3 separate regions of the Homo sapiens genome follow, and regions 1 and 3 are each linked to region 2. Evidence: read pairs that join two places in POLR2A ChIA-PET (ENCODE). Cell type or tissue: GM12878. All regions are shown on one strand.

Region 1 (5,000 bases), 150 kb after region 2:
GAAGAAGAGAGCTGGGGCACACACAGCTCTGAATGCAATTCAACAACAAGTATTTATTAATTGTCTATTATTTGCCTGGCACTTTACTGGGCACTGGGGACATGGGGAAGAATAAGCACAGTCCCTGCCCTAAATCTGACAGGGGATGCTGCCATGTAAACAGACATTGCAGCACACTATGAGGTGCTGTAGTAGAGGCTATCGCTGCATGTACAGGGAGAAGAGGCATAAAAATGGAGAGGAAGTCAGGAGGAGTTAAAAAAAAAAAGCCACATAGAGATCAGAGGACACTTTAGAGGAAACCATGAGGATGAATTTGAGTTCACCTGGTGGGGCAGTATAGGGGCAAAGGAGGTTGAAGGGAGGACATTCCAAGAATAAAAAATCAAAGGAGCAAATGGGCACAGTATATTCAAGGCAGAGTGGGTAGTCCCTGGGGAGAGAGAAGGGAGCAGAGAGATGCCTCTGCAGAAGTCTCCTGGGACCAGAACATGAAGAACATGAACAATACCCCAAGGAGTAGGGCTTTTGTCTAGGAGACACCCAGGGTTATCAAGCAGCAGTTTTGGGTGCTCCTCTCTTATAGAATTACGCTCTCTCTCCTCTACGGCCACAGACAATCAAGGGTGGGCAGCAGTAAGTGGGGCTTACAAGGGGCTATTCATCTTTCTTCAGCAGACTTTTGAGCACCTCTCCTTCTTCTTTCCATCTCAGCCTCACATCCTTCCAGTAAGAGACAAAATGATTTCAGATCAGGGCACAACAGATGGAGGCACAAAAACACAGAAAGATTGGGGGCTTGCCCAGGGGTGCTCAGTGTCTGCTCTGGGTCCAGCTGCCCTGTCCCACTCCTGACTCAATTACTCCATCATCCAGATTTAACTGATGAAAACCATTAATCACTGAACTGGTCAAGGTCGAAAGGATGAAATCCTGGAATGACCAACCAGCAACCAAAACCATGCACATCCTGGATACCTTGCCTAAAGCTCAGCACAACAATGCAAAGCGTGTATCAGTTTCCCATGAGAAAACTAAAGCTCGCAGAGATTATGTAACTTACTCATCATCACAGAGCTAGTGAGAGACTGAGTTGGGATTGGAAGCCAGGTATAGTTGACACAATGGCCTGTTTTCTGTTTACCATCACTTATCAGAACAGTAAGAGTTAGGGGAAAGACGGGATGGAGACTGGGTGGAGATGGCATCCAGAATTGATCCAGTGCCAAGGACTAGAATCTTGTTAATTCCACTCTATGATGTGTTAGAAACAAGGGGGTGGGAGAGGACAACATAGTTGTGTTAGTTTTGTGTTGCCATTTTTTTTTTAAATCTCTGAGATGTCCCAAAATGTTGACTTTGTAAATTTGTTCAGTGAGGAGGTGGGTAAACACAAGCATTCGGAATGTGAACAGCATCATCCAGCCAGAACGCCCAGCAGGTTTGCAGAGGTAGATGTAAAACACTACAAACAGCATGCGGGAGCAACCAGCTCTCCCTGAGAGGGAAGTATAGCCTCAGCATGGAACTGGAAGCCCCCTAGAAGGCCATGGCATGCTGAGAGGGAGGAGAGGCACTCTGCCAGGCCTTCCAGCTATCCCTCGGGGCCCTCTCTTCAGGAGGGCAAGGCCGTACAGTTCACAGCACACCCATTTCAAGCCTCAGTGAGTTCAGTGAAATGCCATTTCCCCAGGTCAGCATTTTACATTACACCAGCCCAGTATCCCTGCTTGACTGCAAAGCATTAACTAGGGCCCTGCCTCAATCAAACATGCTGCCATGGTGTGACAGGATGCATTCTGTGTAACGACAGGCAGAATGTCAGAGACCTGGGGAGGAAAGCTTGCAATCTGTCCAACAGTGCAACGGGAAGCTCAGGAGTTACTGAGCACCTCGTCATTGGAAGCATCCAAGAAGACATTGGATAGGCATCTACATTGCATAGTGTACTGGAGTCACATTTGGTCTGAACTGGAATTCTGGCTCTACCATTTATTGGCTCAATTTCCTGCAGCCTCAGTTTACCCATTGGAAATGGGGGGAAATAAGGGTATCTATCTCACAGGGTTGTTGTGAGGAGAAGATCATGCATAAAAATGGCTTAGCACAGTGCTCCATAAATGAGAGAGACAATGATGAAGGTGAAGGTGCTGGCGATGGCGGTGGTGAGTATATAAAGAGGAAGAGGAGAGTGAACACATTCTTGACTCTGAAGGGAGTTTAATGAGGAGCAGTTGCAATGGGGCACTCTGTAGAACTTGCCATTTTGACAGCCCTGCTTCCATGTGGAGAGCTAAATAGAGGAGGCTCTGGGAAAGTTATCCCACAATAAAACCCACCCAGCCCTTCCTACCTTCGTTGTGAGTCAGACACATTCTCCCATGCCTAACCCTGCCTATGTTCTCTCCCAGAACTCTGGACAGAGAGATACAATTCAGCCAATTAGAGCACTGCTTAATTGCTAGCATTTTGCAAACCACTGCCTTATTGGCTAGAAGGGCAATAATATCAAAAAGACCTCCTGGTGACTTCACAGTTGGGAAAAATAGATGCTCCTAAGTCATCCCTTCTACCCTCCTCTAAGTAACAAACACCTTTCTCCCCTGGGGAAATTTCTTCTTTCATTTGCTGTAAAGTGACTTCTGCTGAAGTGTGTGTTTTTGAAGTGGAAAATTGAAAGCACATGATTCATTCCAAAAGCAAACTGTTAGTTCACAGCTGAGAAATCACTTTGCTATTGGTCCAAAGAGTTGCTTCTCAGGTTTGAGGGGGGCAAATTTGTAACTCCACTTTCACCCTCTCCGACTACAGAACCACTCCATTGACAGACCAAGAGCCAGAGAAATGAAGATCGAAATAGCACCTTTATTCCTGATAATGTTAAATTAGAGGGGGTGGCTTGTGTCAGACCAGAATGACCTGCTACTCTACCCCTGAGCTGATCTGATCCCCCAAAACTTCAGGCTTCCCCAGTCGGGGCAGAGCCAGCCCCACGAATCTTACCACATGGCTGACAGCAGAGCTTGTGTGTTCTCCCAGGGCAGGCATATACCAAAAGAGAGGGAGAGGGAGGGGAAGAGAGTGAGTCATACATAAACTCAAGTGACAAATCACTCCTAGCTGGGTCAAAAAGGGAGTAGAGAGGGGCCAAGTGTGTGGGGTCAGGGAAGTCCCTCTATATGAAAACTAGAGAAGGAAGGGGATAAAAATTCCCCAGATTTTTGTTATCTTAACCAGCTGGGCTTAATGTTTAACCCCTGGACAACCAGGTATGTGGTCATCTGGCTCCAGGAGGGGATGAGCTAACTATCTGAGCAGGAGGTCGCTCCCCCAGCATCAACTTCTGTTCCTTCCTGTGCCTTCCTGGGACCATCCTAAGACACTGTTGATTTCACTTCCATAAGCCTCTGAGATGAGCCAGAACAGTGTGTTAATAAAATCCAGTCCAAGGCTATGTTGTGTCTAAGACTGCAAGTTCAGAGCCTGTTCTATTTCCAATCCAAATTGATGTCCAGCCACATGGACCACTAACCTCATCAGAGGTTCTGTAATGAGGTTTAATAGCAGAGTGAAGATACTTCAATAATAAAATGCATAAAGAGCTAATAAAAAATGCATAAAGATTTCTTCAATAATAAATGGGAAAATAAGATGTCCCAAATTTGGATATAAACCCTTCCCATTATCAAATTCCTAGGGAAAAATTTAGAGATTAAAATCCCAAAGAGATTAAAGTCCAAAATCAAAGTATTTAGCCCTTGCGAATTAAAGCCCAAAGAAAGTCCAAATTGCCCAAGTTACATTTAAGTTTAAAGCAGTGGAGATCCTCCCCAGTTCCCTACTCTGCTCAGTCTCAGGCAGCAGCACTCTTGGTGTCTGAGCAGAGGGAGGAACTCCGTGAGCAGCTGGATCCTGAGTTGGCTTCCACTGGGGTGTATGTGTGTACCTCCTCAGAACCTCAGAAATGAGATCATTCAACTCCAAGCCTCTCATGCACTCCCTTTTTTAACAGCCCAAATAATTAATAGCACATTAAAGCTTATCAAAGCTCTCTCCTGACACCAATAAAATTTAGAAAACCAGGCATTCTGAAGCCCCTACAGCAGTTGTCCCAGGCAAAATTATGTGCCCAGCCCCAGTGCTCAGTTTTGCCAGAGACCATAGCAGAGCATCCTGGTACCTGAGGGAAGCAGGAAGCCAGAGATGGTCCCGGTCCAGCCCTAACAGGTTCCCATCAGTGCCTGCCAGTATCCCAGAGTCCATGACCTTTACCCATCAATCACAGGGTTATTCCTGGCACTGTTTTATTAATGCCCTGTTTCTCCCTCCATGGAGAACACCACCATATCCCCACATGCCTGGACTCTCCTCTGCTGGAATTGGCCTCTCCCTGCTGGCACCTCCCAGGCCAGGGCTCAGCACCTGAAATGGCAGAATATTGGCTGCTCCAGCAAGGAGCCAGACTGGGATGGAAATTTCAAAGGAAATATCCAGAAACTGGTTTCACAGCTCAAAACCCTCACTCTTGTCAAGGGTATTAAAAAAATAAGTGTGTGGGAGGTTGACAGGAAGGTATTTGTGAAGAGGGCTTCTTTAGAGACAGGTGAGCTGTGAGTTCCACCTCCCTAAGGGGAGAGGCAGGTGTAACTGTACCTTATCTCCAGTCTGCTAGGGGGTCTTCAATGGGACCACTCAGACAGCAGAGTGTATGTCCCCTGTAGTGTGGGAGAATGAGTGCCTGACATGTGACCTTCACCTGTAAAATCTGGGTGACAGAAGGGAGGAAAGCAGAGGAGGTGGCACATGGGTGAGTTGCTCTCCCAGTATCTGCTCAGGCAAAGATGCCTAAGTGTTTCCTAGGGTTTTCATATGGGCTTTGCAAGCAAGAGAGCTGGGATGGTACAAAGTTAGGCCCTGCCCACTGGGCCGCATGCAGGAACAATGGGACCTCTGCCGATACAAGCTGACCATTCAACCCCTGCCCTGTTGCAGGCACTGGC
Region 2 (5,000 bases):
TTCAGACAGCCAGCAGCTGAAAATTGGAGTTTGTTTCCCAGTGAGGGTATAGAGGATCCTCTTGTGACATCAAGCCTCTTAACCCAGGCTGTTGCCTGAGCCGATTGCCATTTCCCTGGGTCTGCTGAGTCACCAACATAATCATTTAAGGTCATAGAAGAGAAACTGAGGTCTCCCCTTTCCACTTCCACACCCCAGGTATATGCATTATCAAGAATTTGGTAATGTGTGTAATGTATATACCTGGGGCGTGGAAGAATTTGGTTCAGTGTTAGGAGAATTTGGACAACAGAACTTTAGGAGAATCCCAGATCCTGAGATTAAACATGTCGAAGACAATGCATCAGCTAATATTTGGATACAGAATGTTCCCATTTACACAGTTTTTTCATTGGTGTTCACAAATGCAGGGCAGGAGGTAGGCTGCGCAAGGCTTACCATCCCTCCCATTGTACGGGTGACAAACAGATACTTAGGAGGGTAAATGAGTCTCTCAGCATAATGTGTCAGAACTGAGACACTAGTTTCCCTGGACTCAAATCCTGTGTTCTTTGCACTTCCCATTTAAAATATTAACATACTAGAATACTACATGCTAATGTAGTATAATGATTTCCTAGAACAGTAACAGGGAGAGGTGACTTTTATCTTTAGATCAAGAATAAGGAGTTTCCAACTATAATAAAAGGGATTTGGATTAGGCATTAGAAAGATATCTTCCTGGCCACTCTCCATTTACATCTCCATCCTACCTTAAATCTCTATCAGGGAGAGATGTGAGTCATAAGAACAGGCCACTGAGGGAGATTAAAATTTTCCCACTTATAACCTTTAAAAATGTGGGTACTGCTCTTGATCAGGAAACAATTTTGGGGTTGTCCTATTTAGAGACACCCATATCTCCCTTGAGCTTTCTTTTGCCTTCCTTCCTATCCTCCATAGCCAAGCCTGGGCATCAATCTGGGGCACCTGCCAGTCATTTATCTATCCACTCAGCAATATGTGTTGTGCTGGACCATAACTATATCAAAGTCTCAGTAGGAGATATGTTTCCCTTCAGACAGTCCAGATAAAGGGGCTCCAAGGAAGGAACTAGTTACAAAGGTATGAGCAGGCTAAGGGACCAAAAAGGCATGGCAAAGGATCAGAAACCTGCAATATCAAGACAGCCAGGGGAAATGGAGCTACTGGAGCCCATGAGCACTGGAATCATGGAAGAGAGGCTGTTTGGCAAGAGCTGTAGCAGCTGTAGCTGTAGAAGGACCCTCCTGCCAGATCCACAGTGTCAAAGCAGGGAAGGAGTGGCCTCTGATGCTCACACTGGACACACCCAACAAGGAACCAGTCATCAAGAGAGCGTGGGAGGTGCAATTGGCAGAGGTCAGCCTCCTGGGGCCACAGCAGGTTGCAGAAGAGTGGAGCATGGACTGGAGGGGGCAGAGGGCAAATGGAGAATAGACAGCTCAGTAGGAACCAAAGCCACACAGTCCCCGCCCTCCTCTAGCTTTCATTCTAATGAGGCAGCCAGATAATAGATATTTACACACAAAGGGTGTGTTGCAATAACAGCAGTGATGCATGCTATGAAGAAAAACAGAGCAGCGAGAGCTGGAAGTGGGAAGGGGAGCTATTTTAGATGCAACGGTCAAGGAGGCCTCTGAGGAGGTGATATTGTGCAGAGAACTGAATGATGTGAGGGACTGGTAGTCAGATTCCAGCGAGGCGAGATAATCTCATTAGGGAAAAGTGAGGGGGATAAAGTGAAGGCTGGCTCTGCAGAGTGTCCCCCACCCCCACAGCTGAGGGCAGAGCCTGGACCCACTCATATCTCCCAGCCCCAATGCGTGATGCAGAAACTCTAGAAGAGGACAAAGGGAGAAATGCCACCAAAGGTGTGCCCGACATCACTGGTGACGAGCGTGAGAGAGCCCAGAGCTCCCATCTCAGTTGGCTTGGCTCACACGCTGCACGCACAGCTCCCCACACAACCATAGCAACAGATTCATTCTGAATGAGGCGGAAGCATGTCAGTGCTGTGCGGGGGTTTCAGAGCTTACTCAGCGAGAGACAAGTGTGGGGAAGGAAGGCCGCTGTTACCAATTGCTAGGCAGTGACCCAGAAAATGCTTCAGACTCCCGTGGCTGCTCCCCAAGAGTTGGAAGAGAGTGGCAGCTGGTGGACAGGTGGTGGAGCACCCACACTCAGCGATGGTTGTTCTCCACAGTGGTCTGGGGCTCAGGAGTGGGCTATAAATGGCATTGTGAGGGACTCACACCCACCTCCCCCTAACTCAGAGACAGTTTCTCTCTTTCTCTCTCTCTCTCTCTCTCTCTCTCTCTCTCACACACACACACACACACACATACCCCTAGAAGTGCAGGATTCCATAAGAGCATGTAGCAGAAACACAAAACAAGTACATAGTGGTTCCAGGAAGGCTTCCTGGAAGAAGTGGCATGTAAGCTGAGACCAGAAAGCAGATGAGTTAGCTGAGCAAAGAGAAGGTGCAGAAACATTCCAGGCAGAGGGAACAATGTGTAGAGGCTCAGAAATGAGAGAGAGAGCAAGCTGGCCCAGGATTGGGAACCAACAGAAGTTCAGAATGGCTAGAACAGAAAGTGGGAGAGATTCTGGAACAGATGCGGCTGGTGGGGGGTCATCCACATTCTCCTTCTGGTCCCTCCTGTGAGTCCTCGGCTGCGAAGGTGACACTCTTATTTCCAGAGCAGTGTACAGTTTGCAAAGCGCTTCTGTGTCTATTTTTCATCAGTTTCTTTGTCACACTCATGATGGACAGCAGGGCTGGGACTGTGAACATGGGTGAGAACAAAGGGCTTTGTGACATATGGCAACTCGTTCAAAGGCACACAGCTAAGGGTCAGCAGCAACACACTGCACTCCTGACTCCTGCTCTGATACTTGCCTCACTGGAACCGTCATCCCCTCTCATGTGGCAAATGCAGCTGGGTATGTGGTCAGTGCAACCTGTACTTCTACAGCCACCAGCCTGCAGGCTGGACCCCATTAGAGTGAGGAACGGAACCCCTGCTAGCCAGCCTCAGGTACATGCTCTGGGCATGCGCATGCGTGAGTGTGAGCATACTCAGCCTCCAGGGGGCCCCGCCTGGCACTAGATTCTGTTGTTGAAGCTTTGGTTTCTGAGTCCCATCCTGCTCCCCAACTTGGGCCAAGGGGTCCCTGGACAGAACCTCCAGCACTGTTTCCAAGGCACTTTTTCTCCTCCTAAGACGAGGCTGCAAATCCTCTAGTCTTAGCGTTTTGTTTGGTTGTGGCTTTGCTCTCTGGCATTTTCCACGTCACCCAACTGCCTTTCATGCCTCACTTCCGCGTGGTTGTTTCGCGCCTGCATCTTTTCTATCATGTTCCTTCTCCCTTTGTTCTGGGGCTTCTGTGATCTGCCCTGAGTGCTCCATCCTTTTGCAGGCTCTGCCTACTTTCCCTCCCTCCTGTGCTAGACTGCCCGGCCTCTCTCTTCCTCCTCCTCCTTCCTCTCCATCTCCATCCCCTCTGGGCCAGCCATCCTCCTATTTCTACAGCAATACCTCCCTAGAGAGAGATGCCCCAGACCCTAGAAGAGCTGGCCTGGGGGGCTTGAACTTGCTTCCCAGAACTGTGCTTCGGGGAGTCCAGTGGATGAGGAGGCATCACGACTCCACTGCCTTTGAACGGGAGGGGAGGAGAAGGGAGGCGCACACAGACTGAAGGAAAGAGCAGCTATTAGTCACCAGGAGGAGAGAAAGAAAAGGAATTGGTCCAGCAGCAGGGGGTCCAACAAAGCTCACACAGCCCAAATCAGCCCTGAATTTAATAAGGGGATGGGAATTAGAAGCAGACAGGGAAAGGCATTGCTGCTGGCCCAGCTTCTCCCCTCCTGCAGCCCAAGGGGAGGAAAAAAGGTGAGCCTGCAGGCACCTGGGGTAGATACCTCTTTGTGTCTTTGAAAGCTGAGGGGAAGAATAACGGGAGGCAGAGAGAACAGATAGAGGCAGGAGAGAAAGGGACAAATAGCTGCTCGCATTACTTCTGTGCTTTATAGGGGCTTCAAACATCCCATATGCATCCCCGTGAAACAGCACAGAATGCAGCGTCCTTTGTAGCTGAGTGCTTTTCCTTCTGCCCAATTATTTCCCTTTAACATAGTTCGGTGACAGGAACAAATATTTGGATAAATTCAATAATAGTGGTTGCCACCTCTAGGTATCAGGCCCTAGGTAGGTGCCAGGGATCAGCAATGAATAATGCATGGTTCATGCCCTGAAGATGGGCACAGTCTAGAAAGAGACAAAGACAGTTACAGTAACAATTCAATCCGGTTGACCATACATGCAAAGTCCTGTGGTGACCCAGCTCTGCCTAGAGGGTTAGGAACACTTCACAGAACGTGGACTCTAAGCCAAGACTCAGAAAACAAGGGAGAGTTAGGCAACCAGGTAGAGAAAGGGTAATCCCAGCAGTCGGAAGAAAATTGCTCAAAACCTTGGAGCCATCATGGGTCTGGTGTGTTTGGGGAATGTAGGGGCACGTCGGAGCAAGAAAGAACAAGCCAGGGGAAGCTAGCAGCTGATTGCCCTTGGGGGCTCTGGTGGATAAGTCGCAGTGGGATGGGAAGTTCAAGAGGCTCCTGGAATTCAGGGATAAAGGATAAAGGAGTCACCACCCATCTTCCTATATGACTCCCAATGTGACTAAGCCATGCTTCTCAGTGAAGGTTCCAAAAAGGGCGTGGGGACCAGGACCTTTGTTTAAGACGTCTTAAAGGAGTCTGGGTTTTTGTTGGCCTGGCTTTTGGGGGAGGTGGCAGGTGTTATGCATCTCCATGTAATAGTACCCTCCTCTCTGCTTTTGCTTCCAGTCATGAAGATCTTCATTAACTCTCCCCCTCCAACTCCCCCGCCCCAACACACACACGCTCCTTGGAATATGTTCATTTCCACTCATCTATAATGGCCTCAGGCCAGAGTTTATTTGTTCTCTTCCAC
Region 3 (5,000 bases), 77 kb after region 2:
CTCCAACACCATCCCTACCTGTCATATATACACACGGGCAGTTTGCACTTGCTTTTGTTAAGGCAAAGCTGGTCATGACATTATCTAGTCTAAAGCCCTTCAAGGGCTCTCCATAATCCTATAGGACAAAAAATCCCAATTCCATAGCATATAAAAAGCCTTTCCTGATTATAGCCTTCTCTACTTCCTGCTGGTTTTTGAGAGCCAATTGAGCATATTTTTTTCCCAGCTTTGAGTTTAATGATGTCTTGGAAGTTTGAAATCAGCCATGTTGGGTATGTTTACACTATAGAAATTGGCATGCTAAAAATCAGGGTTCCCGTAACCCCACCCCAAAATGCTGGTTGTTCAAATTTTACCAGCTCATCACTGCTTTCTCTCACATTTTCCACATTGAAATGTTAGATATACTCTACTGAAATGTTAGACAACTTGAACTTTCTAGAACATGGCCTTTCAGAAGCTGTTCCTTCTACTTATAATATTTTTGTCTTTTCTTATTAACGATGCACATTTCTTTTACCCTTCAAGTCTCAATTGAAACATCACTCTCCCTATGAATGCTCTCCCATCCACTCCAAGAAGAGTGGGTCTCTTCCTTCCCTGTTACCGCTACACATCATTGGTGTGATATTTAATGATTGTGTTTTGCTGCATGTAATAACCTGAATTGCTTGTGTACTTACATGGTGTTTTTCCCCATCATACTGTGAACCCCTTCTTGTCAAGGACCATCTCTCTGTCATCTTTGGATGTCTATTAGCCTATCATAGTGCCTGGCATATAGTAGACACTCAATAATTGTTTCTGCAATGAATAAATGGGAGGATGAATGAATAAACCCATTGGAGGGGAATATTCAGAACAAAGAGCTTGGAGCAATACCAAAATGCCTCATTTTGGAGGGCATTTAATGCCAGATTTGGACTTTATCTTATAGTAAATGGAGAACCACTGAAGTTTTTCTGACAAGGGAAGTGACCTGTAACAAACCTTGTTTAGGATGGTTAGTCTGACAGTAGTGTTCAGAGGGGAATGAGAGAAGAGGAATCGGAGGAAAGAACTCTGGTCAAGGGGATCAGAAATTGAATAGGTGAAAAGGTAGAGTCAGAAAGTGGGCTCAGCAGAGGCACGCCTACCAGTCACTGGCATCCTGGGATGAGCATGGGGGAGAATTAATGTGATAGTGAGAAGCCCAGAAATAATAAGGAGAATTTGGTTTGCTTGCCTTGAAGAATAGAAAATGTAAGGATACGTGATGGCTCTCTTCAAATCTTTGACAGCTACTCCCAGGGGAACAGAAATTAGCCAATTTATTTCTGTATTCTGAGTTTCCCAGAGGTCAGAACTAAGACAAATATAAGGAAGACTTTTTTTTATCCATTAGACATGTCTAAAAATGGAGCAAGCTGCCTAAAGAAGTAGTGAGTACCTTGTCACAGGAAATGATCAAGCAGGGCAATTGGTAGGGTATATTACAGAGGGAATCCAAGAATTAGACCAGGTAATTTTTCTGGCACTTAAGATTCTGTTATTTTCTGCTGGATTCTGTCCCATTGAATTTGAGATAACAGTGCAATTTTCAGATGCAGTGTCCAGGAGCTGGAGTTCCTGGACATAAAGCCAACGAGACCTCTCAGGGACAAAACTGTACTCTGAGTGTTGGGTGCCCAAGCCCAGTACTGTTTACATTATACCATAGTTATCCCAAAGAAAACAGCCAGTGACAAAAAGTGGCAGTGCTGTGTTGAGTCATCTCCGTGACTTCTCGAACCCCAGGAGGGTGTCAGGAGGCCATGAAGAAAATGCCCCACAGCAGCTTTCCTTCCCCTTCTTAGCTTCAGAAGATGACCTCACTGTGTTTTCCTCCAACAATAGGGTGTTCCTCAAGTTCTCTTTTCTCCAGCACAGCGTTTCTTCTGCCTTTACACCCTCAAAGGCCCTCTGTCTTGCTGTGACATAGTCCTCCACATGTGTTCTTGGTCCCATTTCCCTTCTCCCCCTTCTAGGATCTTCCTCCATCTCTCTTGGTAACCAATCTTTGCTTTTTATTGGTTCTAAACATTTATAAGTATTTTTATCCTAGAACAAAAAAGTCCCTAAAATTACTAGTCAGCCTCCATTCACTCAAATTTGTAAAGTGGATGCTCTAGTCTTGTTGCCCTTGACCTTGGCCACATCCTTGCACCTCACACCTTTCTTACAGTCCAACTTCAACCCCAAGGTGCTTTTCTGAAAGACAACCATGTAACACAGCAGAAACAGAATATGATTTGAGATCAGAAGGCCTGGATCAGTTTCTGGATCAGCCACTTACTATCCGAACCTCGCTTTCTTCATCACATTTGTTATGAGCATCAGATGAGCTAATAGATGAGGAAGACGTTTTCTCCCCATGAACTGAAAAACACTGTACAGTTGTTAGTGTTAGTGAAACTGCTGTCACAGAGATGATCAGTGATGTCTTTCACCACCTGCTTCAAGGGCCTTTTCTCGGTTCTCCATCTCATAGTGTCTTGGCCACATTTGAACTTGCTGTGCCCTCCTTTGTGAAACTCTTTACTTCCATGGTTTCCTTTTCATTTGTTTCTAAGAAATTAACATCTCATTTCCAGTTTCCTCTCTGCATCCTCTTTCTCCCGCAACATCCAGATTCCTATAAGTTGTCTTCCCTTTTCTGCTGTTCCTCCTTTACTTCCAAGTGAGGGAATAATCACCCTTCCATGGATTCAACTATCTCTTCTGGATGCATAACCAATTCACATTTCTCTCCCAAGTTTTGGTCCCGGATTTAAAACCCTGCTGGATTTCTCCTCTGGTTTTCCTGCCAGGATCTCAAATTCTTTATTGTTGTCACAAGATAAATCAATGCATCTTTGCAGAGCCTCTGACAAAGTGGTTTGAAAAGGCCAGGGACTGAAATATTATTGGCCAGCCCTGCAAAGGAGTGCACTTATCATCAGGGCCCATCTCCCAAATGCCAATCAGAGAGAACAATTCCTTTTATGTAAACTTCATGTTGTAAATTATAGTATCTGCATGCCAAGTAGAGGATGGTAATATTCACTCCCATGAGTCTCTGGGTATTGCTAAAGCATTTTATGAATTGACAACTCTCCCATATTATCCATCTCTCTGGGTTCTATATTCTTGGTTTTGGAAACTGTCAATGGCCAAAGTCTATAAGCTGAGTTCCTGGGTCCTTCCCAAACCCTCCTTGATGGGTAAACAAGGTGATCATCAAAAGAGTAATAAGACCAATTCTTATCAGATTTCTTTTTCCTGGTCTGAGCCAAGAGAAACCACCCATTTAGTCCAACTGGCCCAGAAATTCTGTCCTTTTAATATTTTGAGTTGTATTAAACTATAAAAAATCTCTTCTTTATATCATAGCAAATATATGTGATCTATCTGTGTTTCCCTCTACTGGTCTCTTTAATTTATGTTAGTGGTAGATGTTTAATAAATGTTAGTTTTCTTTCCCTATTTCCCCTTTCTCTATCAGACTGCCAGAGCCATGAGGGGAGGGACTTAGTATTTCTCATTTTTGTACCCCTAATGCCATGCCTTATTCATCCACACATACACATACACACACACACACACACACACACACACACACAGTTAAATTGAACTTATTAAAGTAAGTATAAAATATCTATGTGGGTGGTGTGGGAATATCCAATTTTTAAACAGTATCAAGAAGGATAAGGTATGATGTCTTTTGCATTGACTGGTGGGGCGTATTATCCATATAATATATCATGGTTGTGTCTGAATGTAGCACTTCTGATCCCCAACCTGTAGCTCCAGAGAACCTTCTCTAGTCTCATCATCTTGTGTCTAACCCCTTAGCATTGACCAGGACCCATTCCCTACTTGCCCCTCAGTATGGCCAGGTAACTGGCAAACGGCAGTGTGCTGGAGGCAGCTCTCACAGGTTAGTGACGATCCATTGTACACATCTCTTCCCAAGTCTGCATTAAGGGATATCACATTGGCAACTTTAAACTGGCAATGTGGGAGTATTTACACCATGGTAACTGGCAACCACTGCAAATCAGGGCTTTCTTTTCCCCCTGAGAGCTGGCTGTAAAACATTTACTGCCACACCATTGTTGTCAACGTTATTCCTCGTTTATCTCTTTGCATGACTGGCTTCTTCTAATCCATAAATTTCAGCTCAAATATCACCTCTTCTGAGAGATATTTTTATCCCAAGTTACCCCCACTCCCTTCACTTTCTATTATATCATCCACTCTTTCCTTCAGAGGGTATATTTCAATCTGTAACTATCTTGTGCATGTATTTTGTGTACTGGTTTATTGTTCATCTTCCTCCCTAGAAACCTTATCTTGTCTCATTCACTGCTGTATTCTCAGTATCTAGTACAGGCTCAGGCACATAGTTGGTGTTTCAAAAATATCTACCTGAAGAATAAATAAAAACAATAAATGATTCTAACATCTCAGGCATCAAAGATGCAAAATACAATAGTTTATATACTTGTGTGTGTCTCCTACTACATTCTGAGTGTTTTGAGATTGATTTTCAACATATTCCCAGGACCTAGCACAGTGCCTGGAACATAGCAGAGGATCATTAAATTTTTAAGATGAATAAATGTAACATTAGAGACCAGCCAACTCATGTAAGTTTCCCTGTAACACCCCAGAGAACTCTATTCCTTCACCTTCGTCAACAGCATAAAAACACTACTGTTTTCTTCTGAGAAAGCAAAACCTCAAGGCAGGAGTTTGTCCCCACCAGCACTGCTGGAAAGACTGGGGTGGCATCAATTTATCTCATCCAACCTGTATTTTTCTTCTCTGACTGGGTCAGAGCAATTCATTATGTCACCCTTAGGCAAGTCCCCAAATGGGAATGAGAAAGGCCATGGCCCCGTCTCTTCCAGTGGGCTGCAGCAGAGATAGCTTTCCTTGCATGGATGAATAGCTGTAAGCCACCTTTGCCCCAGCCTCCTGGAGAAGGCAAAAGA

Evidence for each region. ChIA-PET counts read pairs that join two places held together with the same protein. Peaks named below come from ENCODE experiments on the same cell type or tissue, not always from the same donor. Only the 100,000 strongest peaks of a DNase experiment are listed, where the experiment ranks them.
Region 1: POLR2A ChIA-PET joins it to region 2 with 19 read pairs; 1 of 35 experiments calls an interaction of 5 or more read pairs at or near these places.
Region 3: POLR2A ChIA-PET joins it to region 2 with 10 read pairs; 1 of 35 experiments calls an interaction of 5 or more read pairs at or near these places.

The regions. Positions count from the first base shown.
Region 1 is chr11:115,917,665-115,922,664 of GRCh38, reverse strand. LINC02703 (long intergenic non-protein coding RNA 2703) reads right to left here and starts at 3,029. Exons shown (of 7, transcript NR_187258.1): 1 at 2,354-3,029. RefSeq lists an enhancer at 3,184-3,333. In GM12878, no CTCF peak of the experiment used is centred here; DNase peaks (open chromatin) are centred at 970, 2,704 and 3,094; H3K4me3 peaks cover 795 bases; H3K27ac peaks cover 4,867 bases.
Region 2 is chr11:116,071,076-116,076,075 of GRCh38, reverse strand. All of the region lies in intron 2 of LOC105369513 (a long non-coding RNA gene), which reads left to right. Among named protein-coding and RNA genes, the nearest start is that of LINC02703, 150 kb to the right of the region's middle. RefSeq lists enhancers at 1,615-1,664, 1,795-1,914. In GM12878, CTCF peaks have their summits at 2,174 and 3,113 (motif pointing right); DNase peaks (open chromatin) are centred at 1,395 and 2,035; H3K4me3 peaks cover 290 bases; H3K27ac peaks cover 2,197 bases.
Region 3 is chr11:115,993,821-115,998,820 of GRCh38, reverse strand. No RefSeq gene overlaps it. Among named protein-coding and RNA genes, the nearest start is that of LINC02703, 77 kb to the right of the region's middle. RefSeq lists enhancers at 1,821-1,970, 2,494-2,593. In GM12878, no CTCF peak of the experiment used is centred here; DNase peaks (open chromatin) are centred at 1,821 and 2,460; H3K27ac peaks cover 2,220 bases.